4 separate regions of the Mus musculus genome follow, and all the other regions are linked to region 4. A link is a loop called in an ENCODE intact Hi-C map of the cell type or tissue named here. Cell type or tissue: gastrocnemius. All regions are shown on one strand. Links, peaks and the distances in the headings refer to the core of each region. The heading gives the core; the rest is flanking DNA. Region 1 has its middle 61 kb from the start of F630028O10Rik. Region 2 overlaps Msn (moesin). Region 3 overlaps Msn (moesin). Region 4 has its middle 32 kb from the start of Gm41897.

Region 1 (7,801 bases), core at 973-5,972, 160 kb before region 4:
TGTAATGGGAACAACACTGCTTTCTGCCATCTGGAATTGTTGTAAATTTTAAATTAGTTAACATGAAAGAGTCCCTAGGTGCATGTACTGGTATATGCCTATAATCCTATAAACTCAGAAAACTGGGGCAAAGTGGATCATGAGTTTGAGGTGACCCTGAGCTACATAGTTCATTCAAGGCTGCATTACAAACCCTTATATTAAAGAATAACCTCTGACACAGTGATCTACATTTTCTTGTTGGCATGATTATATACAGTTTACTTTAAACCAATGACATGTGAGAAAGCATACCCAGCTAGAAGGTGGCTAAAATGTCAACATAATCACTGATGAGTTTTTATATTGGATAGGATACCTTACTTCCCTGTGCCTTAACTTCTCATCTGTAAATGAGGATAATTCTTAAGAGACAGTAAAGAAATATTACGTATGACTTGCTTCTTGTAAAATAGCAGGTAATGCGCAAGGGTAAGGTGAGTAATGGTTATATATAGCATGGTAGCTGAATGAAAAGAAGGAATACATTCAATCTGAAAGAAAAACAGGCTTGAATGTGTGGATGTTGTTTTCTTTTTCCGCAGTGAGGAAGAATGGAACCTAGGAGAGCAAACTAGGGATTTCCAATCCCCATTATCAGCACAGCCACTTCTTTCCCTCTTGCTAATACCAATACACCCACTAAGTAGCCTCCCTCTCTCTCTCTCTCTCTCTCTCTCTCTCTCTCTCTCTCTCACACACACACACACAAAATCATTCATGATGAATTCAAATGCAAACATCTTCAACAGCTATGTATGTTGTGGTGTTGATGTAGGGGTTACAGGTGTGTGTGGATGGACATGTAGATGTGGGTGTCAGAGGACAACATGGAGGAGTAGATTTCCACCATGTGAACTGCGGGGATCAAATGCAGTTCACTGGACTTTACAACAGGCATGTTTACACACTGAACCATTTCATTGGCCCTGCTACATATTTTTTGACAAATATTTTATTTGTCCTTTGAACATTTCACCCATATGTATGATGCATTTTTCTCTTTTTTAATATTTATTTTTCCATCATACAGTACATCCTGATATATGATGTTTTGATCATAATCTATTCTCACCTTCCCTTCCAAACTCTTCCCTACTCCAACACATCTCCCTCCCACTTCCATATCCTCCTTTAAAAATAACCCAGTGAATCCAATAAATAACCCAATGAATCTGATGAGTGCTGGCCATTTGCACACAGATGTGGAGCTGTCCATGAAGCGTGGCCAACCTACTATCAGCCATATTCTAAAATAAAAGTAGCAATCCCTTTCCCAACTGCAATCAACTGACAATAGCTCCTCAGCTAGAAGTGGCACTTCAGAAGCCCACCCTCCTATCAATGCTGGAGTTCTTATTGGCTTGATCTAGTGCAAGTCTTCTACAGGAAACCACAGAGGTGCAATGTACGTACAGCCATGTTGCATTCAGAGAACAACATTTCAGAACTTTCTTCCTTGTCCTCCAGATGTTACTTACATTCTTTTGACTCCTTCTTTCATAATGTTCCCTTAGGTGGAAGAAGTATCATGTAGATGTTTCAACTATGGCTGGACTCTCACAGTCACTTTCACCACTTTGACCAGTTATGTGTTTCTTCATTATCCACTACCCATTTCTTTTTGTCATATTTATTTTAAATCTGAAGTATACCTTGAGAGTATTAGACATTTTGTACTTAGTCATATATTAAAGAAACCTCTTTCTTGGTTAAGCAGTATGCAGAGAGTAGAGTGGAGGATGAAATACTAAGTGTTCTCAATCAACCCTGCTGTGGGATTCAATAAACAGTTCATGTTTCAAGTAGTTTCTCCTAGGCTAGGAGCCATGTTCCAAGATCAAACTCTATTCACCTACAGTGTCCATCTGCCTTTCCTCAAGCTGCCCTAGCAAAGTACAAATTTTAAGTCAAAGAGTATAATTGTGTATGCAAATGTAGCCTCCTGACAAGCCACCTGCTCACAACCATTGTAACTAGATTTCCTGTTTCTAGGTCTTTTGCATAATAGAAATTCTAAAATCCACAAAAAGGTGGTAGGAAGGACTAAAAAAAATAATCATGGTTACCTATAACTCCCATTGCCCCAAATCTCACAACACCTATGAGTATATCATGCTATCTCCTGACAGCCATATCTTGAACAAATTGTCAATTTGTGCTGTTTGCCTTGTTATTCAGTAACTGGTTTGGACTGAATACATAATTCTTTCCCACTAATAAGGCTAGATTGCCCTACATCCTTCCCTGGGCTAAAATTATTTCTTACCTTTTGTATTTTCCATTTTAACAAGGATATTATTTTTTTAAAGAATGGCTATAATTTAAGCCATTCATGTAATTTTTCTTTGTTGGGGCATTAGTCATAGCAATACAAAATTTCCCCAAGTACGCCAAAGTAATTTCTATTTATTATCTATGTGGGGTATTTTTAGCCTTTCAAGTAAAATATATACCCATACAACATGATTACAGTCTTTAACTACTAATGCAGTCATTATTTTTGTTTATCTCTTTGAAAATATAGTAGCAATAGATTGCATATTTACTCAGAATAATTCTAGAGTAATTATGAATGTGCTTTAAGCTTACTATGAATGATAAATGTAATCAAGGAATATCTTTAAGAATATTCATACTCTTCTCAGAAAAAATCTTTCCTCATATGAACCAGCTCTTTGACAACATAATTGTCAAAATCATAATGGGAGCTATGTATCCTGGCCTGGAGGAAGCAGGGCCCAACTTCAAGCCTGTTATGTTTGCTTTTGTCAACACATCTCACAGATATAGGAACATAGAAATTTATCGTGATGGCGAAGGTAGACTTTACTGAGTTAGAGCAGAAACAAAATCTAAGGCAACCACATACCCCAGCTTTCGGTGGTATTTCCCATCAATTACTATAGAATAAAAAAACAAGCTGAGGTCTGGAGAGATGACTCAGCAGTTAAGAGCACTAGCTGCTCTTCCAGAGGACCCAAGTTCAATTCCCAGCACCCACATGGCAGCTCATAACTCTCTGAAACTCCTATTCCAGGGGATCTGACTCCCCCATTCAGACATACATGCAGGTATAACACCAACTTACATAAAATAAAAATAAATTAACATAAATTAAATACTATTTAAAAAAAACAAAGGCTGATTTTACCCACAAGATAATCTGATGTTCTTCTCAGGAGTACTTCTGACCCAAACAAACAAAAGAAGTCATCCAGGTAATCTTACATCACACACACACACACACACACACAGAGAGAGAGAGAGAGAGAGAGAGAGAGAGAGAGAGAGAGAGACCCTAGAAAATAATTTGGGTATGACCAAAACCACTATCCTAGGTCTAATAAAATCCAGCAAAGATCTCGTATCATGCATACTTTCAACAAAAATATGAGACACCAAATTTATGAGAGAAAAGGATAAACTGAGTGTCTGTGTGGTGGTTTCCCCTATATGGTGGACTGAACATAAAATGTCCCCTGTAGGTCCATATCTTTGAACTTTAGAGGACAATGATGCTGGGGAATGTGGTGAATCCTTTGGTCATGGGATCCAGCTTGCAGATACAGGGATACAGGTACAGGAATAGAGGATTAAAGCTGGCTCCACTCTGAACTGTAATCTCTGATTCATGGTAGGTTGAGATGTAGCAAATCACTCTACAGTCCATGACCACTAGATGGAGCCCAAGCCCCCACATCCCCTCCATCGAGATTCTATGATCCTAATATCCTCTCTCCTCTAAGTTGCTTCTTGTAAGACATTTGAATGCAGTAATGAGAATAGTAGCTGATGTACATATTTCCAGTTTGTCCATGTAGACTTGTGAAAGCATATTTCCAGAGATATATATACTTTAAGCAAATTCTGTTTACATCAATCTCATCAAAATACTTATGTTGTCTGTCAAATTATGCAAATTACCTAGATAAATGGTTTGTGGAGAATAGATGCACACAGTATAGCAATATGTATTTATACATTTTGCTCTGTACCTATTTTATCAATATATTTTATTTTCTCATCACCGTTACACCTATGTAGTTTTCATTAGTACACCTAAGTTTTTAAACTTGCAAACTTGTGTAATGTTTTATTTTGTACAGTAGCCTATAAAATCTTACATATTTTTCTTGTTTGTCAGATAAATTTAGAATTGTTTTCTCTTGCATTTACTTTTATTTACTCCACTTTTCCCCATTCCTTTCCTCCTCCCAGCCTTTCCCAAGCCCCCTCCTGCCAACTCCTTCCATGTTCTAACTACTGTCATATCTCTAGCCCCTCTCTCACTCCCTCTCCTTCCCCTCTCCCTCCCCCTCTCCTCCCTCTTTCTCTGTCTCTGTCTCTGTCTCTGTCTCTGTCTCTGTCTCTGTCTCTCTCTCTCTCTCTCTCTCTCTCTCTCTCTCTGTGTGTGTGTGTGTGTGTGTGTGTGTGTGTGTTTGTGTGTACGTGCGCACACATGCACACATGTACACAAATGTATAAATAAAACCTGCTGGGTCCACTTTTGTTTGTGTGTATATGGTTTCAAATCTGTTCACTTATTTTGGACAACCAATTACGGGACTCATTTCTTTTTTTTTTTAGGTATTTTCCTCATTTACATTTCCAATGCTATCCCAAAAGTCCCCCATACCCTCCCCCCCACAATCCCCTACCCACCCACTCCCCCTTTTTGGCCCTGGCGTTCCCCTGTACTGGGGCATATAAAGTTTGCAAGTCCAATGGGCCTCTCTTTCCAGTGATGGCCGACTAGGCCATCTTTTGATACATATGCAGCTAGAGTCAAGAGCTCCAGGGTACTGGTTAGTTCATATTGTTGTTCCACCTATAGGGTTGCAGATCCCTTTAGCTCCTTGGGTACTTTCTCTAGCTCCTCCGTTGGGAGCCCTGTGATCCATCCATTAGCTGACTGTGAGCATCCACTTCCGTGTTTGCTAGGCACGGGGCTCATTTCTGAGAAGGGCTAACACATTCTTAGCAATCAGCAGTTGCCTGTAGCTCCTTGTTCAGAGGTGGGACCCACCATAAGATAGCCCCCCTTCAGTGTTAGCATATCGATTAATATGCCAACGTTCAGATCTTTTTGATACAGTCATTTCTATGAGAGACCATTTTGTGGTGGATTTCCTGGTATTCTGACTTTTACAATCTTTCTGACCTTTCTTCCGTGAAGTTCCATGAACCATATATGCACAAACTATAATGTAGATGTACACACTGAGGCTGCAATTTCCATTATCTGCTGATCTCTCTGCATTGTGTCCATTTGCAGTTTTCTGTGATGGTCTCCATTGTCTGTGAAGAGAAACTTCTTTGATGAGGGGTGGTAGCTACACTGATTTTGTAAGCATGAGATTTAGAATGTACTTAGGAACTATGCTAATCTAGCAAAGTGATAGTAATAGATTCTCTTGTAATGTCTATGACCAGAAAGATGGCTAGGTTTCTAGTTCCAGGATGGTAAATAGTACTAGGTTTCTAGTACTAGCTGGAACCACCATGTGAGCACCACTTACTGTATCTGTCTGTCTACTTTGCCATGCTGATCATGGTTGTGCTTCATAGCTGTCACAGCTTCCCTCCCTTGGCAGTTTACACATATTTTTTTCTGAAACTACTAAAGCTAGACTGCAAGAAGGAGGCTTTCAGGTTTTATCCAACTCCAATCATCTGAATCCAGTGTCCTAAATGTGCAGCGTCTTCAACAATAGTTTACCTTCAGGCTCTGATAGCCAGCCAAGTCAGTCTGTATTCTTTGGGGTGTCTCTTGGACTGCTTAACCAACTATTCTAAAAGAGATTGCTTGTGCATTATTCTGGGGTTCTTATTAGTCTATGGTTCTTATGGCGAGCATTGTCGGCCCTAGCTGCATAACTTGTGTGTATGCATAAATGTTTTGTGTATGATTTTACACAAATATTTTTAAAAAGATTCCTTGAGGCTTTATCAAGCAACTTTGCTGATATTTCCCCCTTCTTGCTCTTCCATCTGTATGGACCTCTCTCCCTGGTACCCAATTAGAATACTCCTCAGGGTTTTTCCATTTCCTACCTCATATCACCTGTATCCTGCTATTCTCCTCCCAACCCTTCCCCGTGTATGGTCCCCTCATACTTCCAGCTTTCTTTGGTCATCCCATGTACTATACTCGCATCTGGAGATTTGAGGATGAGAACCAGAGATGAGAGAGAACATGCAGCATTTGTCTTTCTGGATCTGTGTTATCTCACTCAGCATATTATTTTCTAAGTCCATCCATTTACATGCACATTTCATGATTTCACGTTTCTTCCCAGAATAGTATTCCATTGTGTGTATGTACCACACCTCCACTAACCATTTATCTTTTGAAGGACATTTAGACTGTTTTTACTCCCTAGCTATTGTGAAGGGCAGAAATGAAAATGGTTAAGCAAGTATCTGTGGAGACAGATGACATCCTTTACATATGTTCCAAGGAGTCGTATTGGTGGGTCAAATGGTGAATTCATTTTTACTTTTATTTTCTGATTATCCACACTAATATGCAGATTGACACACCAATTTGCAATCTGACCAACAGAAATCCTCTCTCCCTTAAACCACATCTACAAAATAAAAATAAAAATGAATTTACCATTTGACCCACCAATACGACTCCTTGGAACATATGTAAAGGATGTCATCTGTCTCCACAGATACTTGCTTAACCATGTTCATTTCTGCCCTTCACAATAGCTAGGGAGTAAAAACAGTTAATCTGAGCCATTCTGGTTGGAGTGAGATGAAATCTCAAAGTTGTTTTAATCTCCGGTTTGCTAATTGCCAAGGATAGTGAACAACTTTTGATGTAGTCCTTAACCATTTTTATTTTTATTTCTTCTATTGAGAACTCTCTGTTTAGATGCCTAGCCCATTTTTTTAAAAAATGGGCTATTTGTTTCCTCAATTCTTTGTTTTGTGAGTTCTCTGCATATTCGGGATATTAATCTTCTGTCAGCAGTATATCTGGCAATGATTTCCTCCCACTCTGTAGGATTCCTCTCCAATAGATTGTTTCCCTATCTGTACAGAAACTTTTTAGTTTTGAGTTCCCACTTGTCAACCATTGGCCTTAATCCCTGATCAAATGGAGTCTTCTTCACAAAGTCCTTTCCTACACCTGAATTTTATAGGCTGCTGCCTGTGATCAAACAAACAAAAGAAGAAATAATGGATTTGTACTGTCGTTTGTTACATAATTTATGAGTATTCTTTGTTTCCCCGTATGGTATCAAGTTGCTGCTAGACTGGCATTCTTGCAACATGAAACATTTCATATTTACTTTTACTTTCAAAGTAGTATAAAATAGTAGGTTTCGCTATAGAATTTTCAAATAATAAATTTTTTCTAGTTGAATCTTCTTCCCCCTCATGATATTCAACCATCTGTCTGCCCCTTATACTCTCTCATCACCAGTCCTTCTTGGTTTTCCGGTCACGTGTGATCTTTTAACCACCTCCATTCCTTTGCACATCTTTTTATTCTCCTTTGGTCTCCTTTCTGAATTTTTAGGCATTACCAACAACACTTATATACATTTATAGAATATTACACACACACACACACAGTCTACATATGAGAGAGCATGCAGTTTTTGTCTGGGTCTTGGTTACCTTGCTTAATATAGTACCTTCCTGATCCATCTATTTTCCAGCAAATTTCATAATTTCAGTTTTCTTTACCTTAGAATACAACCACATTGCATATATGGATGCAATCATTTCTCTGTGATAG
Region 2 (7,801 bases), core at 1,775-6,774, 110 kb before region 4:
TCTAATACCAAACACAAGGGCTGGGAATGTAGCTTTGTGGTACAGCCATGGCTTAGCATATGTAAGGGTTTAGTTGCTCACAAAATAAACAAATGTTTTAATACAATGTAATGTTATAAAAATAAGCCACTGTTCTTTTTTGTTTGCGGAATAATAAGATAAAGTCTGCACATGTTCAGTATAGATGCAATTTTCCCCCAAATATTTTCAACCCACAGCTGGTTGAAAGCCAACTATATCCACATTCATAGGTCTTTCCTGTTTCAAATGCTATTCATGGATAGAAAAATGTCTGGTTAAGGAACTTTCTAGAAATGTATTTCAATTCACCTAATACAGATGGAGCACATTGTTTAAAGAATAATGAGTGTAGGAGAACTGTAGAATTATTCTGACCTTGAGGCAATTACTGAATTACCAAAGAACTGTAATGGTAATACACAGGGAAGTCCCTGAAAAGCAGAACAGAAAAAAAAAAACTTTTGTGCAAATTAAGAATCATATTAAGGTGCTTTTTCCATAGACCTCTAAGGACAGGATTGATTTTGGGAAAGGGACTCAAAATAGAAAAAACAAAACAAAACAAGGGGATTTGAGTAAAATAAATGGAGCCTAAAAATTGATGGGAATGGTAGGAGTTAGTACTGATTAAAGGTTGGCTTGTTCTTTGATAATCTGGGGTGCAAATTACACAAAACAAGCTATAGCCCAGACCCATGTCACATGAGGCCCTCTGGACATTTACCCTACTAGGTACCACTTTCCTCCTTTTGAAATTGACCTCACTCTTTCATTGGAGGAAGGGAGGGAAGGAGGGAGGGGGGAGGGGGGGAGGGAGGGAGGGAGGGAGGGAGGGAGGGAGGGAGGGAGGGAGGGGCAGAGAGACAGAGAGACAGAGAGACAGAGAGAAACAGAGACAGAGATGGGGAGAAAGGAGAACGAAGTCCTGTTTGGAAAGGTTGAAAAAAAGGTGTCCAGAGAGAACCCACCACTAAGCCTTACAACCTGAGCGCAAGCCCTAAATCTGAATGTTGAGAGGAAAGAACCAACTACCATAAGATGTCCTCTGACCTCTGTATACTATGGTAAGTGCACACATAAGTACACACAGAAATTTCTTTTTAAACCCTGAAATTGAAGCTTCCAAATTCAGCATAACTTTCCCTGGCAGGGCATAAAGGAGCTGATCTGAGTAAACTAGCAATTTGAAGCATAATTTGCAGCAGAGAGAATTGTTTACACAGCTAAATCCTTGCCTAAGCTGGGCCTGAGTATGCAGACATAGACTGAGGTCAAAGACTATATCTATGTAGAACAGAAGGCTTTAAGGAACATGACAACAAAAATGATGGGCATGCATTTCAAGAGCGTGTCATCCTCGCACGTACACTGGCCACTGATGCTTACTGAACATACATAGATACTTCCCACAGGAAACCTCTCTGACAATTAACTCTTCTTGGTGGTCCACCATCCAAAGGCTTCAACTGGGATCACTCTTACACCTCAAGTTGGATAGCCTGAAACATAACCAGGCCAGATGCTGACTCGGACTTGGCAGCAGTAGCTGGAGTGCTTTAGTCTATGACCCAGTGGCTTCAAAGAGGCCCTCCCTTTCCTTAGAGCCAGGATCACCCAGGTAAGCAGGAGTACTCCACAGCAAAGTAGTCTAGCCATAACTCACCCCCACCTGTTATGTGTTCTTAACAATAAAATCTTTTTGTCTGGGGGGGGGGATGGGGAGAAGAAATAATCACAAGTAACTTGCTGGAACAACTGAACATAACTTTTGTCAGTTCATAAGTGAAAACACTCAAGTACATAGGCACAGGTGACAGAACACTTATTGTATGCCAACTCGGTGCCAGCCGAGTCACCCACAGCCTCAGCTCAGTCACTTAAGCCAAATTTCCTCTGCTAGCAGTTGGTGGAGGCGGGTCTTCTGGACATTCTTGGAGCTCCTTCCATAACTCCACCCACCTCTCTAGTCATGGTAATTTCACTGCTCTCTTCAGACACTGTCTTGGTAACTATTTTGCCAAAGCCCACACACTGTAGCATGGGAAGCCTGGGTACATCTGGGAAACACTGCTTGGATAGGATTCCCTTGTCTCCCTGGGGCAGAACCTGTGGAAGCCCAGTTGGGTCTGACCTCAACAACCTTACTGACTACCTGCCATTTCTGAATTCTGAGGGAGTGGCCTTTCTTTCTGAGCTTTCCAGGGGGCTGATAATGGGAGGAAGACAGTTATAATTGGAGCAGAGGAGCAAGAGGAAGTACAGGCCTTACTAGAGCAACCCCAGAACTCCAATCTCTTCCTCAGGCAGAGAGTAATCACCAGAGTCACTCAAATAACCTTCAGCCAGCATTTCCTGCGGCAGGGCCTGGACTATCTTGATTCTTAGGGGAACAGAGAAGCCTCAAGCACTTCTTTTCCCTAAGAAGAAAGCAAGCACTGCCTTGATCTTCTATCCCCGGAGGTGGAGAACCCCTTCACCCGGCCTCTTGCCCCCAACATATATACACACACATCAACTTTCCCACAACTCATTCGTCTTTGTCCTTAATGATTTGGAAACAGCACCTGGCATGATTATCCCCTTCCCTCCCTTTTGACCTCTATTTCCAGACCTTTCCAGACCTGCCTGGGCTTCACTTTTCCTATGTCTGTGTCTGTTCTCTGTACTTTCTACAGAAGAAAACCGCAGCAATCCTGACCCACACCCATACCTTCATGACTCAACATTAGTTCTCCAGCCACTCCAGCTGCTCGAAAAGACACAGGAGACAAGAGTCTCTTTCATTTGTTTTGGCTCAGCCCTGCCCTCTAAAAATTCCAAGAAGCATTTCAACTGACAGAGTACACTAGAGACTTGAGTGCTACTCTTTCAGTTACCATGTTTGAGGTACTGAACCTTCTCAGCAATGAGGATACAGCCACCTTATCAGCAAGAAACTACTCGTGTTTGTGTGTGTGTGTGTGTTGAATTAATTATGGTCTCACTGTCAAAAGCAGCTTATCAGTCAAAACATACCCTAGAAACAAACAATGCCCAACCCCAGGTCGGATCTTCCTTCAGGCACATAGGTTGCCCCACGATGTCCTTAATATGGTTATCCAGAAACGATAAGCAGTGTGAATTCCCAAACCCTTAAACCTGAAAGGACCTCAGTGAGCATTTGACTCAAATTCACCAGTTCACAGATAGGAAAACTGAGGGATGAGAAAGAGAGGCACTGTCCCAGGGTCACACAGCTACTAGGAAGTTTGAGAACAGGGATTAAAACCTGGGCGCTTGGGCTATGAGAGTGGCTCAGTGCTCCAACACCACAAATAATATCTAGTTTTTAAAAACTAGCTCTTGATTCCATAGCACATTTACTATGCCCTCATGCCACCCTAGATAGTAGAAGTAGTTAGTAGACCCTTTATACATGCTACTTTGAATCTGGAGATACTATGTGAAGGAGGCTGGCTGTACCAGTAGGTTTCAATTAAAAACACAAAAGTGACACTATTTGGAAGTCTAGTTTTCAACAGGGCATAGATCTAACTTTCATGCTGAGATAACCACTACCACCCATTCTAGGGAGACACAATATTTCATAACAACATGGAAGCAAAGACATAAAGAATAAAAGGAATGGGTCCATACCTAGGTAGCCAAGAATAACAATTCCCATAAAACTTTGAAGGTGCTGAAATGAAAAGGAAGTAAGCCCATCATTAATAAAATAAGCATCCAAATGTGAGAAACTGTTATTTGGAGCCACACCCAGCTGGGCTTCACTCTCTCCAGTCAGCTTCCTGCTTGACCCAGGCTCCTGCCAGCAAGTTCCACAGGAAGTTATTTGTAGACTGGAGACAGAGCATTTTTGGCAGCCTGAAGACGCAGGCTCTGCCCAGGGCACCAGAAGAGGGCTCTATTCCCCCTGCTTAGGAGCACAACACATCAACCTTCGATGTCATGTCTGTCTCTGAAGAACAATGCAGTTGATCCAGGCACCAGCTGAGGTCTGGGTGTTAAAACTGCTAAAGCCAGGATCAGTAAACTATTCAGGGGCCAGGAGAAGGCTTACAGGCCTCATCAAAAAGAACTGCTTTCAACCCCAGGGCTAGGCTAAGGTTGACTTCTATCTACTTCGGTATGAAAGTAGTTGTTTAATAGTAGTTAAAGATGATCTTTAACTCCTAATTTTCCTGCCCTTCACACCCCTGATGCTGGAATTACATACATGCACCACAAAGCCTGGCACAGCATTTTTAAATGTTCTCTCTCTTAGGAGAGATGAGAAATTTTCCTCAAAAAAAAAAAAAAAACAGAATCATAAAGGATGAGTGAACACAGCAGAGCAGTTACAGTGTTTTATTCTCTTCAAAGGCTGTCATGTCTTCCTTCCTTGTTCTGAACTCTGCCTGACTATTTTTTCCTGCAGTCTTTTATTACTAACCCTTACCACTCAGTAAAACTTACCAAGACTCCCAAATTCTCACAGCTGGTATCACAAAGATCATACAATAGGCCTCAAAATGACTCAATACAATCTATCACCTGAGGTAAATTTTTAGAAGAGTCCCTTGCCGATCCACACAGATTCTGGCTTCTTGGGTCAGAAGGGGACTGGCCATCAGAAAGTAAGAACTACTTTTCAAGGCCCTTCCGAGTTTGTAAACCTCATGATGATAAAATGGCTTGGAAACTATCTGATTGAGGGAAACACAGAAAGCACAGGTTAACTAGAAGACATTGAGCAAGTGGTTTAGGAAAAGCTCTCCAAGATTAAACATATAACCCACATCCACCACAGAGATCAAGGATGCCATAGTCTTTCTATAGCCACTACATCCCTCTATTTTCTAGTATCCTTGTTTATAAAGTATGATGACAATAATGCCTATTCTTCCCTACCAAGAAGCACCACTACCTATACCCATAAACTAAAGTAGTATCTCAATAGCAGGGAGAGCATGGAATAATATCCTAAAAACATCAATACAAGATCTAGCTCTACCAACAATGAGCCAAAAGCCCTTAATAAAGTGAGCATAGCAATGCCAGTGTAGCAAACATGTTGTTTGGTACTGATGAGATGGTGCCCTTAACTGATTGCAAACACCATTTCTGACATTAGTCAACAACCCAGATTCCTAGTTGCCAACGCAAGATTACTATAATATATTCTCCAGAGAAGAGGCTTGGGAATCTGTATTTCAACAAATACCCTGAGATACTCACTACCTGAGCTTAAAGAAACATACTCTGGCACAGATGCTGGTGACATCAGAGCACAGGATCAGTAACCTAGATGTCCAAGATGTTTTCTGGCTCGGAAATCTTCATTCAGGGACCTTGAAGATAAGATGTGACAGAACAGGTGCTACAGGCAGGAGGAGGAGATTTTGAAAGCCTAAACAGAAAATTGTGCCAAACCTTTGAGCTATTGTCCAGAGTATTCAACCATCTTTCCATCTAGTTAAGAACCAGACAGTGGGAGGTACAGATAACTCAGCAGCCAAAACATATTGATCAAAATGCTCTAATTTAAGGCCTCTGTCAAGAGTCTTCCTGAGTTCTCTGCCTCATAAGCATTCCACACTTACTCATTCTCAGGGGAATTTTCTGGCAATGAGCAGACCTTAAACACCAACCTCCCCTTCTTGGATTCTCTGAGAACTAAGGGACAAAGAACAAACATCAAAAGTAAAGCAGAGATGCAACTCTTCATGAAAGAAGAAATGGGAGGGTCACTGAGGGAAAAGCAATTTGCTTAGTTAGGCTTTATGGAGACAATTGTAATATCCCAGCACCATACTACAGCAGACTGTTCAAGACTAGTTTGGGCTACATACATTTCTCAGGAGGACAAAAAAGCATCTAATGCAAATTCAGAGGTAAAACTACAGTATGGGTTTTCAAAGCTACCAGTACACTGACTATTATTTGCTCTTCGCAATTTCTTTTAGTTACAAGTTATTTTGACAGTTATCATTTAACTTTATCCAAGTAATCTAGTGGCCTCTAGCCATAAGCTCTCACATAGGGTGCTATAGCTCACCAGACAGCTTGGCCAGTTTGAAACCCTCTAGAATAACATGGGGAAATGGAGAGTTCCAGTCTGGTCTCCTAGAATTCTACTCATCTTAGCTCTGCCATAAATTCCTTATAGTATTCTCTGGACCCTTTGTCTCTCGGCCTGAAATACGGGGGTCAAACTAGCTGGCTTCCGAAGGTGTTTTCAGAGGGTCCATCTATCCTCATTGAAAAGAGGAGCTAAAGTGAGTAAATCCCCTTTTTAATATGCCTGCATATTCCTTCAGCCTCGGGTCATTCCGAGCTGAACCCTTTAGGCAGTTAAGTGCCGGGTGACTGACAGCTGGGGGAGGGGGGCGGGCAGACAAGCAGGAAGGCGGCAGCCCCACCCTCCTTTGAACAGGAAGCTAGCTACATCCTCTTTTCCCCACCCTCAGCAGTACATCTCCAGACATACCAAGCAGAAGCTGTGGGGGCAGGGGGAAGATGAGGCCTAAAAAGAAACTAAACATGCAAATCACCCCCAATGTACTAAGGAGCCATCTGAGGGTCGGAAATGAACTAGGGCCATGAGAAAGAGCAGGGAGGCATCCCCAATGTCTACTAGGGCTAAGCTATTCAACCTCACCTTGCTAGCCTGACAGGAACAATTAGGAATGGGCTAGTACAGTTAGCAGACCTGGCCGATCCACTGAACTGCAGGCCAAACATCAGGACCTCATATACACAGGTGTTTCACCAGTATATTTTTCTTGGGTTAAGAATGCAGCCATGTCATAGGTAGGAGTAAGGTATACACATGAGTGAACATTTGTGAATGAGTATAGGGGCTTTTAATGAATCTCAAAGTATCTCAAAGCCAAGGAAGCCCACATCAACCTTCGTGGCTACATGCCAGCCCACTTTCCAGGGCCATCCCCTACACCCTGTGACTGGGCCCCAGCCCTCCCCACATCCTGTTCTCAGAGAACACGTGGCTGCCTAGGGAAAGATAATGTCATTACCACACTTCCCCTCGGTGGAGGAGGATCTGATTGACTGGAGAGGGAGCCAGAGTTCTCTGCCTCAACAGGCTAAATAATCTGAAGTAAATCTCCGAGTTTCACAGAGGGACGGACAGGAAGAGTGACTAGATAATCTTGAGATCACCTGATACAGTGAAGGATACATACCTAAAGACAGAGGATGACAGATCACATTGCTTCCAGAATAAATAAATAAATAAATAAATAAATAAATTTATTTTATGGGGTAAAAGGCCAACTTCTTTTACATTTCAAGATTGTAAGACAATGCCAGTGGAAGGACAATGCCAGTGTCCTTCCTTGATCAGTGAACCAGAAGATACAAAAACACAGGAAAATTGTGTTTTCAAAAGTGTCACACAAGTCTCATACAGTAATCCTAAATACCAACACTGGCATTTCTGCTATGACAGCAGTGAGTTAATGGGCCTAGAGTGGCATTACCCAACTTAGGAAAAGAAAATGACTTCCAATCTGTAAGAGCAGCAACCAAACAAATTTAGAGTTGTGAAGGAGTGCCACAGCCCTACTCACTGCTAATGTCTTCACTTCTCGCTAATCAGCTCGTTCCCTGGCTCCCCTCTGTTTTCCCTTCCTAGCCTATAAATATAGTGAAGAATGTGGCTGAACATTCCATGTTTAGGGAGGTCCTCCCAGCTGATCCAAGGTCAGAAGTCAGAAGTCAGATGTCAACCTTCAGTGATGCCTGACTGAACGCACCATTCTTCAGTGCAACAGGAGCC
Region 3 (7,801 bases), core at 884-5,883, 140 kb before region 4:
ACGAGTCTTCTCCAAGTCTTCCTGTACCATCTGGGCCTGTTCAGTGACAGAAAGAGGACTGGCAGTCAGATCAGGTATCTTGTGGCAACCCAATCATACCTTGAAAGACACGTCTAGTAAGAGGTAGATGCCAGTTAGGACGAATAGTTAGGACATGGCTCTAGATGCATATGTAGCAGAGGATGGCCTAGTCAGTCATCAATGGGAGGAGAGGTCCTTGGTCCTGTGAAGGCTCTATGCCCCAGGACTGCCAGGATCAGGAAGCGGGAGTGGGTGGGTTGGTGAGCAGGGGGTGCGGGAAGGGGATAGGGGGTTTTTAAAGGGGAAATGAGGAAAGGGGATAACATCTGAAATGTAAATAAAGAAAATATCTAATAAAAAATGGTTTGCATCAAAAAATGGGGAGTCTAAATCTAAGAAATGTAAGAAACTAGAATATACACATATAGCATAGTATCTCCCACAGTGCTTTGGCCTGGATTCTGTATCTTACCTTTTGCTGCCATTCCACAGCCTCACTTTCCTTCTTCTTTCGAGCCATTTCCAACTGGGAGATCCGTGCCGTCAGCTCTGCCATTTCTGAAGCCTACAGGCATATTAGAAGCCTTGAGAGCTTGACCTTTGGGTTTTCTGGGTCCAGATGCCTGTAACCCCAGTTCCTCTGATAAACTGGTAGGAAACCGGCTGCTCCATTTCTTGCTGACCTAGTGACTTTTAACCAAATTACTCCACCCTTTACTCCTTCATAGGTCAGAGATCCCCTCCTATACTACAGGCCTCCTGGCAGACAATTGGTTCTCTCCCCCCCCCTCTCTCTCTCCCTCTCTCTCTCCTAAGATTTATTTATTTTATTTATTTGAGTACACAGTCACTGTCTTCAGACATACCAGTAGAGAGCATCAGATCTCATTACAGATGGTTGTGAACCATCATGTGGTTGCTGGGATTTGAACTCGGGACCTCTGGAAGAGCAGTCAGCGCTCTTAACTGCTGAGACATCTCTCCAGCCCCTCTGTCTCTCTTCTTTCCTTCTTCCCCTTTTAATGTTGCCAAATATGCATGCAGCGGGGCCTCAGCAAAGCTTGGAAGCCACTGCTTGAAGTAGCAAACCCTTCACTGTTATCCTAGGCTTCCACCAAGACTGCTACCAGAATTAATAAATACTAATATCATAGAAAACCTCTACAATATGGAAAAGTTTCTGCACACCCTTATCCCTCAGGCAAATTTCTCATGACATCTTCTTCCTGAGAGATACCAGCACACCAGTACTACAAGGGAAGGGACTATTTTAAGCCATTGATTCTTAACTTTCAAGTCACAGATCCCTAGCTTAACACATGATTTCAGGGAGGGAATCTTTCCAATGGAGACAGAAATGTTTGTAGACCTTCATCAAACATAGCTGTGACCTTTGACCAGTCTCTAGGCCTCCATGATTGCCAATTTGCTTATTTGGTCACATTATTCTGTATGGGATTTAATTCCATAAGGCAAAGAAAGAAAGAAAGAAAGAGAGAGAGAGAGAGAGAGAGAGAGAGAGAGAGAGAGAGAAAGGAAGAAAGAAAGAAAGAAAGAAAGAAAGAAAGAAAGAAAGAAAGAAAGAAAGAAAGAAAGAAAGAAAGAAAGAAAGAAAGAAGGGGAGAGGAGGAAAGTGGAGGGGAGGGGAGGGGAGGGGAGGGGAGGGGAGGGAAGGGAAGGGAAGGGAAGGGAAGGGAAGGGAAGGGAAGGGAAGGGAAGGGAAGGGAAGGGAAGGGAAGGGAAGAAGAAATGATGCTAAAGAAACACCAGTAGGTACTTTCTCTTTTCCTTTCTTGGGTTACAGGTTGAGATCTATATGTAAAAAAATTAAATGAAAGCCAAGGCCTATGAAAGAGTGTGGGCCATACCAGTGATGCCGCAGCTTGCTTTTGAATGTACTATTATCTTTGGGATACAAACTAGAAAGACACAGGTATGCAGGCAAAGGGATTTATAAACCAGTAAGCAGGGTATAGGGGTCAAGCAAGAAAAATGCATGCACACAACCCAGCCCAGGATTCAACTTTACCAGCTGTTCCTGGGTCTTCTTCTGGTCCCGAGAAGCCTGCAGCAGGGCCTCTTTGGCTTCTTCAGCTTCTTGACGCTCCTTGGCTAGCTTTTCGGCCTCACTCTGGGCACGCTTCCGTTCCTGCTCAAGTTCTAGGGCCCTGCGGGTCTGCTCTTCCAGCTCTGGTAGAAAAACAGGAAACTGATGAAGGGCTCAGAGATGAAGATGGCACAGTAACCTGCTTCCTGGGAATTTTCCACTTCATGGTGCAGTAGGTGAGGGTTCTAAGGATTTTTCTTGATATTTTTTATATTATTATTCTGTACCACACCTAGACTATGTAGTGTTGTTCTGCAGCTCCGGGGGGAAAAAGAATGTCCACCTTAGGTGAGGATCTGAAGAGCCTCAACTTGCACAGTGAACACAAGCCTCACCTTGCTGAGCCTTCTTAGTCTGCTCCTCAATCTGCTTCAGCTTCTCCATCAGCTCTTCCTTCTCCCGCTCAATCTTCTCCTTCTCTTTCTCAGCCAGCTCACGCTTCTTCTTCTCATTTTCCAGGAGAGCACTAGAGAAGAAAAGGAGGGGTGAAACAGGATAGCAAGGCTGCGTGCAATCTTGAGGGGTTCCAGGGAATAAGTCTCTCAGGCCTCAGCCTCCCCACACTCTCATATAACCGAGTCATCACACCATAGTTCCACATAGGCTTCCATGCTCAGTACATTTACCTTGAACGCACAAGGCTTAAAAGGGAATGCTGGTAAGGCAAGCAACCAACTAGATGGCTTTGCTCTCCTTCTCCACCTTCCATATGTAACATGATTTACTAACTTTGCACACTGTCTTATAGCTTCACAGAAAGGCAAGTTTTGGTTTTGTGCTCCAAATATTGGCTAGGGCTAACCTTGTCTGCCTTCAACCATAGCTCTGGGTTCCCTCCTCTCAGATTTTATTGCAGATCTAGAATAAGTATTTACTTTTTCTGGCCTCACTATCTATTCAAGGAAGCAATCTTTTTGTTTTAAAGACTTTACTAATTTTTATTTTATTTTATTTGTGTGTGTGTGTGTGTGTGTGTTTCCCATGCATATATAAGTGTATAACATGCATGCAGTACCCATGGCATCCAGAAGAAGGTGCCAGAGTTATAGATGTGGAAGTGGAGTTACAGATGGTTGAAAACTGCCATGTGGGTTCAGGGAATCAAACCTGGGTTCTCAGCAAGAGCACTAAGTGGTCCTAACTGTTGAGCCATCTCTCCACCCTCTAGGAGGCAGTCTTACACCGCAGCAAGATGTTTTACTCTGAGACCTTTCAGAATGCTTGGCACGCACTTTTCCTCAACACTTTTCACAATTGCATATGCTAAATAATTTGTTTACTTTATCTGTCTTCTCCCACTAGAATATCAACTTCACAAGAAGAGAAATTGTTCACTGCTCAGACTGTATGAGAAAGATGCTCTGAGCATATATATATGTATGCACATCCCTCACTCTTGTTGTTACTCTACTGTGAGGTTTAACAGGGTTTGGCCTAGTTCACTAAACTACTCCCAAAATCTTGATAATATTTTTCTTAATAAATGAGAACACTGGGCTGTCAAAATAGCTCAGTTATAGAGTACTTGCCTCATATTCACAGGGTTTTGAGTCTAAATTCTACTGCTTGGGGGTAAAATCAATGTTAGTTACATATGTGTTGTATGTATGTGTGAATGCACGCATGCATTTGTGTGTATGTGTGTATGTGTGTGCATATATGCATTAGAACCAGTTTCAATGTTCAAAGAAATATATGATCATTTTGTTTTTATTTACATTAAGACAGGGTCTCACTATTTAAGCTTGGGTGGCCTTGAACTTGTAACAACTTTGTGCCAGCAAGCTAAGCTATTCTTACCTTCTAAATCATCATATATGAAGTCATTTCTCCACATTTCACTTCTTCCAGAACCTAGAAGCCACCAATACACACTGGTGTGTGTGTGTGTGTGTGTGTGTGTGTGTGTGTGTGTGTGTGTGTATGTGTGTACTTCATTTGGGGATTATATTATATAAATAGAATATATAATATATAACTTGTCATACTTCACACTTTTTTCACTAAGCATAATGTTTAGAGTATATCACATTGCAGCACAGATGGATAAAAACTATTCTGCTATGGTTTGTCTCCTACATAAGTTCGTGTTTTAGAGACCCTGTCCTTAGTGTAAAGGCACTGAAAGGCAGTGAAACTTTTATTAGATGGGCATGAGTGGAAGATGATTCGGGTAGTCACTTTCAAAAAGGATGCTCAGGAGGAGTTAAGTTTCACAAGATGGTTTTTCTTCTTCTGAGAAGAGGTGGTCACAATTAACTTTACCATCTCTTCTGAATCCTCATGCCCACTGTATTACAACGCAATATGGGGCTCTTGACAGATCTGGCCATCCTATCTTGGATTTCTCAGCATCCAAAAAAACATGAGTAAAAACACCCTCTTTATTTTTGAAGTACTCAGTGTGTTAGGTCATTTATTATAACAACATAAACTAGATTAATATATATTCTATGGGATAGAGAGATAGATTAGTGTTTAAAAGCAATTGCTGGTCTTGAAGATGATCAAAGTTTGGTTGCAAGGCCCTGCATGCAGTAGCTCACAACCACCTTTAATCCCAGCTTCAGGGTATTTGATGAGCTCTTCTGGCCTCTCTACATACACCTGTACTCCAGGAATGTGCTCATTCAGGCACGTGCATTCACAAGCACACAATTAAAACCAAAATACTTATTAGAAGATACATTCTATTGTGTATAATTAGAACTTATATATTTATCTCTTGGTACTAACTAGATTATTTTCTACCATTTAAGTGTCTATATAGTGGTATTGTGAACACGTGTGTACATACAAGTTTGCACATCCATTTTTCTTTTCTTTTGAGGGTTACTTTACCTAGGAATGGGATTACAAGATTATATAGTAATTCTATATTTTATCTTTTTGAGGAACTAGCTTCTACCACTTTATACTCCCACCAGTAATATGCATGAATTCCTAATTTTTCAGAACATCACCAGTACTTATATTTCAATTTTATTTCTTATATCCGCACTAATAAGCATAAAATGGTAATTGATTACGGTTTTCATTTGCATTTCTGTAATGATTAAGGATATTTTTATGTTATTGACTGTTTGTCTATCTTCTTTGGATAAATAATAACCTACAATCCTAAGATACTGATCAGAAAGTCAGAGACTGGAATCTCAGTTCCTACTTCTCTTGCTCCTAACCTTCAGATTACACTGAATACACTAAGGGCATTGTAGGGGAAATTCTGAGGGCTCTGCTTGTTTCTGCTCAACCCAAGTACAACTGTGTACAGACTCTTCAGCTACTACCATACTACTTGCCAGTTAACCAATAGCAACCCATAATGTACCTGGCACAGTAATGGCACGAGAGTCATTGACAACAGGAAACTATGAAAGGCTCCTCCCTCTTACAACCTCTGAAATCCAAGATTTCTGATGCCTGTTTCTGTGCTGAGACTGAATATCTGGGGTGTCCTCCCTTCCAATTCACAAGTCCCTTGTCCTGGGATGATTCCACTCCCTAAGCAAGCCAGGAACCTTCCAAAGCTTCCTTACCACTGCACTCGTCCTAATTCCAGCACTCTATATAGCACCTACCGCTCCATCTGCTTCTGGTGCTTCTCTTCCCGAGCCTGGGCCTTCATCTGCTGCACCTCAATGGTGTCAGGCTTGCGCCGACGCATGTACAGCTCATGATTTCCCATGCACAGGGCCAAGATCCGCTTGTTAATCCGAAGCCGGGGAGCATAGAACACAAAGTCCTGAAGGGAAAACCAAAGGTTTTAGGGCTAGCAGGATGGCTGACATGTGCCCTTGAGCAGGCACATGCATGCCCACACGTACCAATAATAATAATAATAATAAACTTTAAAAATAAAATTTTGAGGAAAGCTTTCTATAAAGCTAAGTTCAAAAGTATTGGAAAGATGATATAGTTTAACCCATTTGTATTCCAGTTGGGAGTATTAATTACCAGAGTAAGGGAAATATTTTTTGCAGAGTCAGGTATCAGAGTAGTGGTAGACTTAAGAGTAGAACCCATGATTCTTTTCTTTGACACCAGTCCTCTTACCTCCAAACCACAGTTTTTCTCCAACTCTGCTCACGAAAAACACCCTGGGGCCAGCAAGATGGCTCAGAAAGTTAAGCTCTCAGGCTTAATAATAAGAGTTTGATCCCCAAAAACAACACAGTGAAAGGAAAAGACCTCTATCTAGCAAGTTGTCCTCTGACCTCCACTTGTACACTTTATACTCCCTCTACACACAAAAAAATAAATAAATACAGAAAACGGAAAAATAAATCTAAAGAAAAAACACCCTAAAACACTTTCTTGGAAGTGTCTTTTTCTGCAATAGTATTTTGTTTTAGTTTTCAAAATAAGTTCATTACTGATTCACAGATTGGAGCTTAAGAGGCCAGGACCTTTGCATTAAGTCAGTATAGAAGTTAGCCACATGGTGGGAAAGTAACTGCATGGCCGGGAGATTGTTACAGAAAGTATGAAAAAGCCAAAAGCCCCATAGAAAGTATTTATAGGATCTAGTCCGAAATCACAACAAAACTGCAGAAGAGAAGGAAAGGAAAGGTTGTTTTCCTATGTCAGGATACAATAAGATGAGCAGATCCAACAGAACCCCATGGCAGCTCATAGGGCCTAAACTATGGAGGAGAAACTTTGGGAAGAAAAAGTACACCACCTCATTAGAGAGATACTTATTTCTCCTACTTACTTATTCTCAGAAGGCAGCGGTAAGGAACTTACACGTTTCTGACCAGCGCTCCCTTAGCCAGGTGACTGACTGACCCAACTGGATTAACTCTTATGGGAACATACAATGTCATATCTCTCTACCTAGAGATCTAACTACTGAATCTCAAAGGGCCTCTTCTATAAGATAATTGATATTCTCATCAACAGGTCCACCACAGGATTCTAAACCATCTCTGTAATCTCTGCTAAGTGAGCTCTAGTTATGGGGAAACAGGCTATTAAGTACACAAATATCTAAATTTCTTAAACTTCAATTATCTTGATTATTATTTGTTTAAAAGCCTTTCATTTCTGCTGGCCTTTTATTTATTTTATTCAGAACTACTACGTGAACACTAATACATCACTCCAACTTCCTTGTGTTTTCCCCAAAATTCATTATCTCTTCTTTAATTATTATTGTCACAAACTATATAAATTAATAAACTAAATATAATAATAAAAAGACAAAATTTAGAGGATCTAGAAGTACATGCACGTCATCCCAGCACTCAGAGGCCAAAGGCAGAAAGGTCACTTTAAATTAAGGCCAGAGGCAGTGGTGCACACACCTTTAATCCCAGCACTTGGGAGGCAGAGGCAGGCGGATTTCTGAGTTTGAGGCCAGCCTGGTCTACAGAGTGAGTTCCAGGACAGCCAAGGCTATACAGAGAAACCCTGTCTTGAAAAACCAAAATAAATAAATAAATAAATAAATAAATAAATAAATAAATAGTCTTAAAAGGTAAATTTGTAATGTAAGGTAAATCTTTGGGTTTGAAGTCCTGGCTCTGCCATTTTCCACAATTAGATATAAGCCAACTACACAAAGAGTACATTCGGGAGGCTCAGGAAGGTGAGGCAATGGGCAAAGCACAGCATTTAGGACTTGCCTGTAGCTTGCCCTCCCCCAGAGGGAGTTTGGTACTAGAGTGG
Region 4 (7,801 bases), core at 1,084-6,083:
CTGACCTGCTTGAGTTCCAGTCCTGACTTCTTTCAGTGATGAACAGCAATGTGAAAATGTAAGCTGAATAAACCCTTTCCTCCCCAACTGCTTCTTGGTCATGATGTTTGTGCAGGAATAGAAACCCTGACTAAGACATAGTCCCATGAGAAAACATAACTCCCTTCTCCACCTTAACAAAAGTCTACCCAAAGTAGATGTTTTGGGGCTGTTTTTGTTGTTGTTCTTTTTCTGTTTTGTTTTGTTTGAGACAGAAGTCCATACAGTTCAGATTGGCCTTATTTGAGGATAACCTTGAATTTCTGATCCTCTTGCCTCCATCTTTTAAGTGCCGGGATTACAGGTATGCACCAGCGCACTCAGTTTAAGTCTTGCTGTAAACCAAACGAAGGGAATTAAGGCATGATGGCTAGCACTCTAGTCAATGAGCTACATCCCCAGTCCTTTTAAAAAACAGTTTTGAAAGATAACTATGTATTTGCCATTAAAATTTTGTTTAATATTTTTGTCTGTTAAGGCCCACAGCCCAAATTCCATTGTCTGTGAAGTCTGACACGAGTCTCTAAACACTGTATTATGCACAGACACTAACTTACTCCAGTGAAGATCACTAGTCTAGTCTGTGTGTTTTAGTCTCCAAAAGGAAAGTTGATGTGAAGAGGACTGATTCCCTGATGCCATTGCCTCCTGTGGAGCAGACTGGCATTCTTCCTGCAGAGACATACTGACAAACCCCAGGCTACTTTTATTTATTTTATTGTGCTGGGAATTAAACCCAGGTCCTTGTATATGTTTTGCAAGCATTTTGCTTCTGAACTATTTCCCCAACCCAGCCATTTTGTTTTGAGTTCCCTTTATTCTAGTCATGATTTGAGTCGAGGTAGCGCTACCATATTGCTGCATAACTATAATCAACTCTCAAGACTTCTCCTGCCTTGATTTATTTCAAAGATTACCTTTATTCTAGATGACATTAACTCCAAGGTGCAAGGTTTTATAATACAGCTCCTTTTATATTGTTGTTTTTTCATTATTACATCCTTCTCTTTATTTCTGTCCCCTCCTATTTTGCCACCTTCCCTTCACCCCACCCCATTCTCTGTTACTTCCTCCTCAAACCCAGAGTCTGAATGAAATAGCTTCCCACTTTAAACATTTCTGGTGATTCCTGAGTTTCTCGGTTCATTTGAGGTGGTTAGGAAGTTCAAGTCCCCTCTCCTTCTAGTACAGCTCATAGAGAGACAAGAAGCAAAATAGCAGGTCAAAGCAACTTAGAGAAGCCAAGTGTGCTATTGCAACTCTAGAGGACAAGGCAGGAGGATTGAGAGTTGAAGCCAGACTGGATATCATAGTAAGTTCCAGGCAATCCTGGGCTGTATATTGGGACCCTCTCTCAAAGGAAAATGAAAAGAAAAATAAAACAAAATAACATAATACAAAATGGTCCCATAGCAAGGCCTTCTGTACTTTTCATTCAAAAAGAAGATTCCATGGATTAGCGTCGTCTTCTCCTAAGTGACACGATTAATGTGTTCTTTATTATTATCATTATTGTTGTTATTGTGCTGTGGTATTCAGAAGATAACTCCGTGAAGACAATTCTCTTCTAACACTTGTATCTGAGTTTGGGCACTGAAGTCATGTCTTCAAGCGCTCATGCCTACTGAGTCATCTTACCAACCCAAGCCAAGGATAGCAAGGGTATTTCCACTGTTCCCAAATCCTACCCTTCTGCAGATGTGGAAACTCATCCCATAGGTGTATCCTTTGCTGCAAAGTGAAGCATGGAAAACTGAATGGAGAATGTTAGTCCTTCTGACTCCTAATCAAGTGCTCTGAGAAAAATCATAAAGGTGGTTCAGCACCATCAGTGGAAAGTCACTGTTTGGATCACTTTGTCCAAAGGAAGACAATTGCCATTGGGTGGGGCAGTGACATGACCAACATGTAAATCATAAACACTGAAGGACAGGGCTTGAGCAGATGTTTGTTTTGGGCTTTTTGTTTCCAATGAAAGGCTAGCACAGTATCTGGCCACAGCTTACTGATTAATAAATGAAAGATGTAACTGCTACCAGGTACTAGACGGATGCTGCTACTTCCTCTGGGGATATGGGTATTGATGCAGAACACTCCAGAAACTTGGAAAATTAAGGTTCTGGAGACTTAGTCTCGGTTTGTCCTAGACTTGGTCATGTGTCCCTTATCCATCCCTCACAAGTCATTTTCTTCTTTGTAAAAGAAGAGGTAATGACATCTTCTGCCTCATCTGGCTCCCTGGGGCTTAGGGAAGTAGCGGCGAAAATAAAGATAGGAAAGAGCTTTGACAAAAACAAGCTCTGCAAATGTGATGGCTGGGTGCTATGGTGACATCCTAGCTAGCAATTATGTTCTCCACAGAGGCGACTGTGGGCACAGAGTGACTCATCCTCTCACTCTCAAAGCCTGAGGCCTTGACAGGGGAGAAATGAGGTGAGGTTTTTGTTAAGAGAATTTTTTTTCCTGTGGAGGGGAGAGCTTGAACAGAGATGGACAGCCCCTCCTACACACACAGTTTACCACAGATGCCAGGCTCTTGGGGACAAAACAAGTAATGACTAACCAGAACTTCTGAAATATAATTCTGAGATACATTGGGGCACTAAGCTATTGGGGGTCTCTCTAAGACTAAAAGTTTGGGACCCAATTTTCATTCAGTCCCAAATGTAAAAGGCAGCCAACAGCCACTAATGTACTCAGCAGCTGCTGGTAAAGATCATCCCCTCTCTGCGTCCTTTTCACCTGTAGCAAAGAGAATGCGCTGAATCCTGCCATTGTGCGAAAGAATCCTGGGCTGTTGTTTAGAGGATTTGAATTTTATCCTAGCTCTGCCACAACTCTATTACCTTAGCCAAGTTCTTTCCTGCGCCTCAGTTGCCACAATCATGAAGGAAGGAAGCATTTTATTGGACTTTATATATGAGTTCGTAAACAGGACCCAAGAAATACGGGTTCTAATTCAAGTTGACAGAGAATATATAATTATTTCAGTTTAGACTGTTCTAACCCTTCTTTAGGCCTCAGTTTCTTCTAGATGAAACCCAGGGTCTTGAGCATGTTAGGCAAATGCTCTACTACAGAGTTATATCCAGTGCTTCATCTCTGTTATGAAGAGATGTAAATACAAATTATCTAACCTATACTATGATTCTGACAGCCTGTGGTTCTAGAATTTTACAAGCACTGGAAAGGAAGCAGAGAGAGAGAAAGGCCACACCCAGAAACATTCTCATAAACTGGTCTTGGTTGCCCTCTATGGGTCTGAGATGAGCATGCAGGCCCGGCCTGACACCTAGCCAAGGCAACTACTTTTTTAAAAAAAGGGTTGGCCAGGATGGCCAAGATGACAGCTTTACCAGATAGGGTCAGACACAGTCTGGTCTTAGTCACACAACCTTCTGGACGCTCCTAATGATAGGGATCCATTCAAAAAGTGTGTGTTGGATGACATTCTTCCTATCCATCCACCAGAAACAGGAAGCCTCGAAGAGCTCTGTTGAGAAAAAGACTAGGAGGGGATGTTTGTTTGTTTTGTTTGTTTGTTCTAGCTTGTTTGTTTGTTTGTTTGGTTTGGTTTGGTTTGGTTTGGTTTTGCCACAGGCAAAGCAGTCAGATTTAGGAGGCTATAGATGAATATCTGGGGTAGAGTGTCATTGTACCATGAGATAGTCTGGAAACAAAGTAGCTGATGGCCTCAGTTTTCATCTGACAAGGAAGCCTTCTTAACAAATGGTAGTACCTACTCAAGATGTATCACTATCTTTAGTGCATTGACTTCCTGTTGCTATGAAAAATATTGTAATCTATTTTAAAGAAGGAAATATTTATTCAGGTGTGGCGGTACTATACCTGTAATTGTAGCACATGTGGGGCAAGGGCAAAAAGATTGCCACAATTTCCAGAATAGCCATGTTGTTGTTGTTGTTGTTGTTGATGATGATGATGATGACAACGATTTTAAAGGTTTCAGTCCACAGTCACTATGTTCTGCTGCTTTGGGGCCTTATGACAAGGAAATATGTCATGGCAAAAGCATGTGGTAGATGATAACTGATCACATTATAATTTCTAGGAAACAGAAAGAGATTTTTAAAATGGTAAAAATCCTGATGCTTTAACGCTCTCCCACTAGGTTATACCTTTTGAAGGCTCTAGCACATAAAACCAAGGATTGATGACTAACCCTTCAGTACATGAACTTTTGGGTAGTACTTACCCAAAGTATAATACTCATTATGTCCCTGTTACCTCTAGAAGAAGGACAGCTAATGATTAGAAAAAGAAATCAGTGATCTTGGCATGAGATTTTAAACCTAATCATGACAGGAGGTTGAAATGTCAGAGAGAGTGCTTAGTTTTTAGAAAATACCCTATGATATGATCTATGATAATCTCTATGACCAAGGCTACATACAGTTTTTTAAAAGATTAATTTATTGTATATGAGTACACTGTAGCTTCCCACACGGTTGTGAGCCACCATGTGGTTGCTAGGATTAGAACTCAGGACCTTCGAAAGAGCAGTTAGTGCTCTTAACCACTGAGCCATCTCACCAGCCTGGCAACACACAGTTTTACAGAGGGTTTGTAGACCATAATAAAGGGGGCAGCATGACAACAGGTGGCAGGCCGGGCAGCTGGTGCTAGAAGCTGAGAATTGAGAGCTCACAGTTCAGTCACGGGTATGAAGCAAAAAAGAATGAACTGGAAATGGCATGAGTCTTTAAATTCTCAAAGCCAGCCTTGAGTAACATAATTCCTCCAACAAGAACATGCCCCACCACAAACAGTGCCAGTAAATGGAGACCAACCCCTCTTACATATGAACCTAGGGGCAAGAGATTTTGGGGTTCTGTTTTCAAAAAAAAAACATGTTGAGGAGTTAGAAAGTTTACAGAGAAGTTAAAAGTGTGTTCCATTTGCTTTCCTATATTAAGGCCTCCTATAATTCCAGTTTTGTTTTTTGTTTGTTTGTTTTTTTAAGACAGGATCTATTGTAGCTTGACCTAACCTCAATCTCTATATACTTCTGCGACTGACCTTAAACTCCTAGATGGGATGTCAGGTGTGTGCCACCATGCCCAGCAGTAGGTTCAGTCTTTCAAGGCATCGTATGTTGGGGGATTAGAAATAACTAAACTTGCATTACTTTCTTCCTACAGTGCTTCACAAAGTACTAGACAGGCCATGAAACTCTACACTCTCCTTTTCCTTTTCTTCTTTGGTTTATAAATCTGGCAATGTAGTCAAATGCATGGAAGAAAATGTCTGAGTAATGGGTCACTGAAGCCCTATTTCTGTATCCATTGCTATTGGTGCATATTCTTTGTACATAATGTTGGGTTTCATGGAGACAGTTTTCTTTTAAGTTCCCCTCCTATTTCCTTCACTTAAACATTCTTCCTTTTCCTATCTCCTATTATTTTTCTCCTTTTTCCTAATCTTCCTCTGTCTTTCATGTTTAGTGTGTGTGTTATATGCATCTGTCAAAAATTCATGAACCCCTAAGTGCGAGAAAACATTCAGTAAGTGTCTTTTGCATCTGATTAGTTCACTTTAAGAGTATGGTCTCAGGTCCTATCCATTTTCCTGTAAATGACTTAATTTCATTTTTCTATATGGTAGAATAAAACTCCATTGTATGTCTATATCACCTATTTATCTGTTCCTGGACATTTAGGTTGAGCTATTGTAAACAGTCTTGTAGTAAACATGGATGTACAGATACCACTATGGTGAGTTGCTTTAGTGTCTCAGCTATACACCTAAAAATGGGATACCTGAGTCAGGTGGTGGATCTGTTATTAAATTTTTTTTTAGGAAATTTCATACTGAGTTACATAATGGGTGGTCTAATTTACAGTCCCATTGGTGGTATGTAAAGGGTCCTCTTTCCTTTATTTGTTCAAGCTTCAAGATTTTCTGTATCATTCTAGCCCACTCCTTTCTCAACATAATATTTTTATCGATTATGTACCCCATCACACTCATCTTTCTATTCCTCTCAGGTCCACCTTCCCACCCTTGTGCCCTCGCCTTAAGAAAACCCACCAAGTCCAATATGCTTTGCCCATGTACCCACTGGAGCACGGTCTTGTCCTCTCTTTTCACTGATATTGTGCTGCTCCCTGCAACAATACACTTTGTATAATTTGATCATAAATTCTCCTGATCCATCTCTGAGACTACTGAGTTGACAAAGAATGATAAAGTGTTACTTTTAGGTCATATATCCCCTAGTACTGGTACTACCACTTCTTTTTTTATTTTTTACTTTTATTTTTGTGGAGTATAATCTTTTTTTATTAATCAATCATTCCATTTGTTTACATTTCAAATGATATCCCACTTCCAGGTTACCCCTCCATAAACATCCCATCCCACATCCACCCTCTCCCCCCTCCCCTTTGCCTCTATGAGGGTGCTTCCCCTACTCACTCACCCTCTCCCACCCCACTGCTTCAGCATTGCCCTATGCTGGGGCATCAAACCTCCACAGGACCAATTGATACCAGGCAAGGCCATCCTCTGCTACCTATGTATCTGGAGCCATGGGTCCTTCCCTTACAATCCTTGGTTGGTGTTCAGTTTCTGGAGCACTGGGGGTCCAGCAGGCCAATGTTGTTCTTCCTATGGGGTTAAAATCTCCCCCTGTTCCTCCAGTCCTTCCACCAGCTCCCCCATGGGATCCCTGCACTCACTTCTTTTTGTGTCCTTGGGAAATCTTACCCGTTTTCTAGACTTCATTTTCTCTATCTATAGCTTTGTGATCTACAGATCTACAGATCTGTTCTACAGATCTACAGATCTGTTCATGTGTGTGTATGTGCAGTTGTTCATGCACACATGCATATGGGAGTCAGATGTCATTTTCTGGTGCTATTTTTGAGGTGCCATGCATCTTGGGGTTTTGTTTTTGTTTTTCTTCTTGTTTTAGTTTTCTGACACGGTCTTTCATTTGGCCTGGCATCAGCAATTATATTAGTCTAGTTGGCCACAAGGCCCCAGGAAACCTGTTTTCACCTCCCTAGCTTTGGGATTACAATTGTGTCATCTCTCATGCCCTTTGTGTTTGTTGTTTGTTTGTTTTTCAAGGTAGTTTCTCTGTGGAGTACTGTCTGTCCTGGAGCTCACTCTGTAGACCAGGGTAACCTTGAACTCAGAGATACACCTGCCTTTGCCTCCTGAGTGCTGGGATTAAAGTCATGAGACACTAACCCTGGCTTACACATACCTTTTGAATGTGAAATCTCAGGAGCACATTCGAATACTCATGCTTACATAACAATCACTTTACGGAGTGAGGCAACTTCCGAGGCAGTGGACTAGAATGGTTTCTGAAAGTCACAAGTTACTACACTTGTAAAAGCAAGGAAGTGAATATTCGTCTATCTTTGATGTTTTGTCATGATTCTCATCTTTAGTTGCTGCTTAAATGAAAACCTCTCCTCTAACGACCACTTATGTCTGAAAAGAACCCAGGTTTTCTACCAGCATGCTCTAAGGAGGAAAGTCAGATTTCTCTAGTCCTCAACGCCCAAGCCCATTCTTTTCCCCAAACCATTCCCAGCATAAACAGTCTTTTTTCCTCTGTTAAGGTGTCTGACTGATAATAGTTTATTGTGAAGAAAAGATACAATGAAGTTAGCAAACTTTTCACTCTATGAAATGATTGGACTGGTCATTAGTTTATTGCAGCACCCCTATGCTGATGACAAATCTTTTCTAGAAAATTCACAGACAACCCAGGAATAAAGACTTC

Evidence for each region. A loop is a pair of places that touch in the nucleus more often than their neighbours do. Peaks named below come from ENCODE experiments on the same cell type or tissue, not always from the same donor. Only the 100,000 strongest peaks of a DNase experiment are listed, where the experiment ranks them.
Region 1: a loop joins it to region 4, with 7 times the contacts of the local background. A loop is called at or near these places in 33 of 42 quality-filtered maps.
Region 2: it touches region 4 in a loop (3-fold over the local background); 18 of 42 quality-filtered maps call a loop at or near these places.
Region 3: it touches region 4 in a loop (4-fold over the local background); 32 of 42 quality-filtered maps call a loop at or near these places.

Annotation. Positions count from the first base shown.
Region 1 is chrX:96,174,555-96,182,355 of GRCm38, reverse strand. No RefSeq gene overlaps it. Among named protein-coding and RNA genes, the nearest start is that of F630028O10Rik, 61 kb to the left of the region's middle. In gastrocnemius, for the core only: a CTCF peak has its summit at 3,717 (motif pointing right); a DNase peak (open chromatin) is centred at 3,725.
Region 2 is chrX:96,129,547-96,137,347 of GRCm38, reverse strand. The region is part of intron 1 of Msn (moesin); the gene reads right to left. Among named protein-coding and RNA genes, the nearest start is that of Gm30427, 28 kb to the right of the region's middle. In gastrocnemius, for the core only: a CTCF peak has its summit at 3,915 (motif pointing right); DNase peaks (open chromatin) are centred at 1,912, 3,889 and 6,476; H3K4me3 peaks cover 262 bases; H3K27ac peaks cover 4,377 bases.
Region 3 is chrX:96,158,160-96,165,960 of GRCm38, reverse strand. Msn (moesin) reads right to left here. Exons shown (of 13, transcript NM_010833.2): 8 at 5,710-5,873; 9 at 2,464-2,594; 10 at 2,051-2,211; 11 at 494-586; 12 at 1-36. Among named protein-coding and RNA genes, the nearest start is that of Gm30427, 57 kb to the right of the region's middle. In gastrocnemius, for the core only: a CTCF peak has its summit at 3,159 (motif pointing right); a DNase peak (open chromatin) is centred at 3,178.
Region 4 is chrX:96,015,247-96,023,047 of GRCm38, reverse strand. No RefSeq gene overlaps it. Among named protein-coding and RNA genes, the nearest start is that of Gm41897, 32 kb to the right of the region's middle. In gastrocnemius, for the core only: a CTCF peak has its summit at 3,303; a DNase peak (open chromatin) is centred at 3,311; H3K27ac peaks cover 355 bases.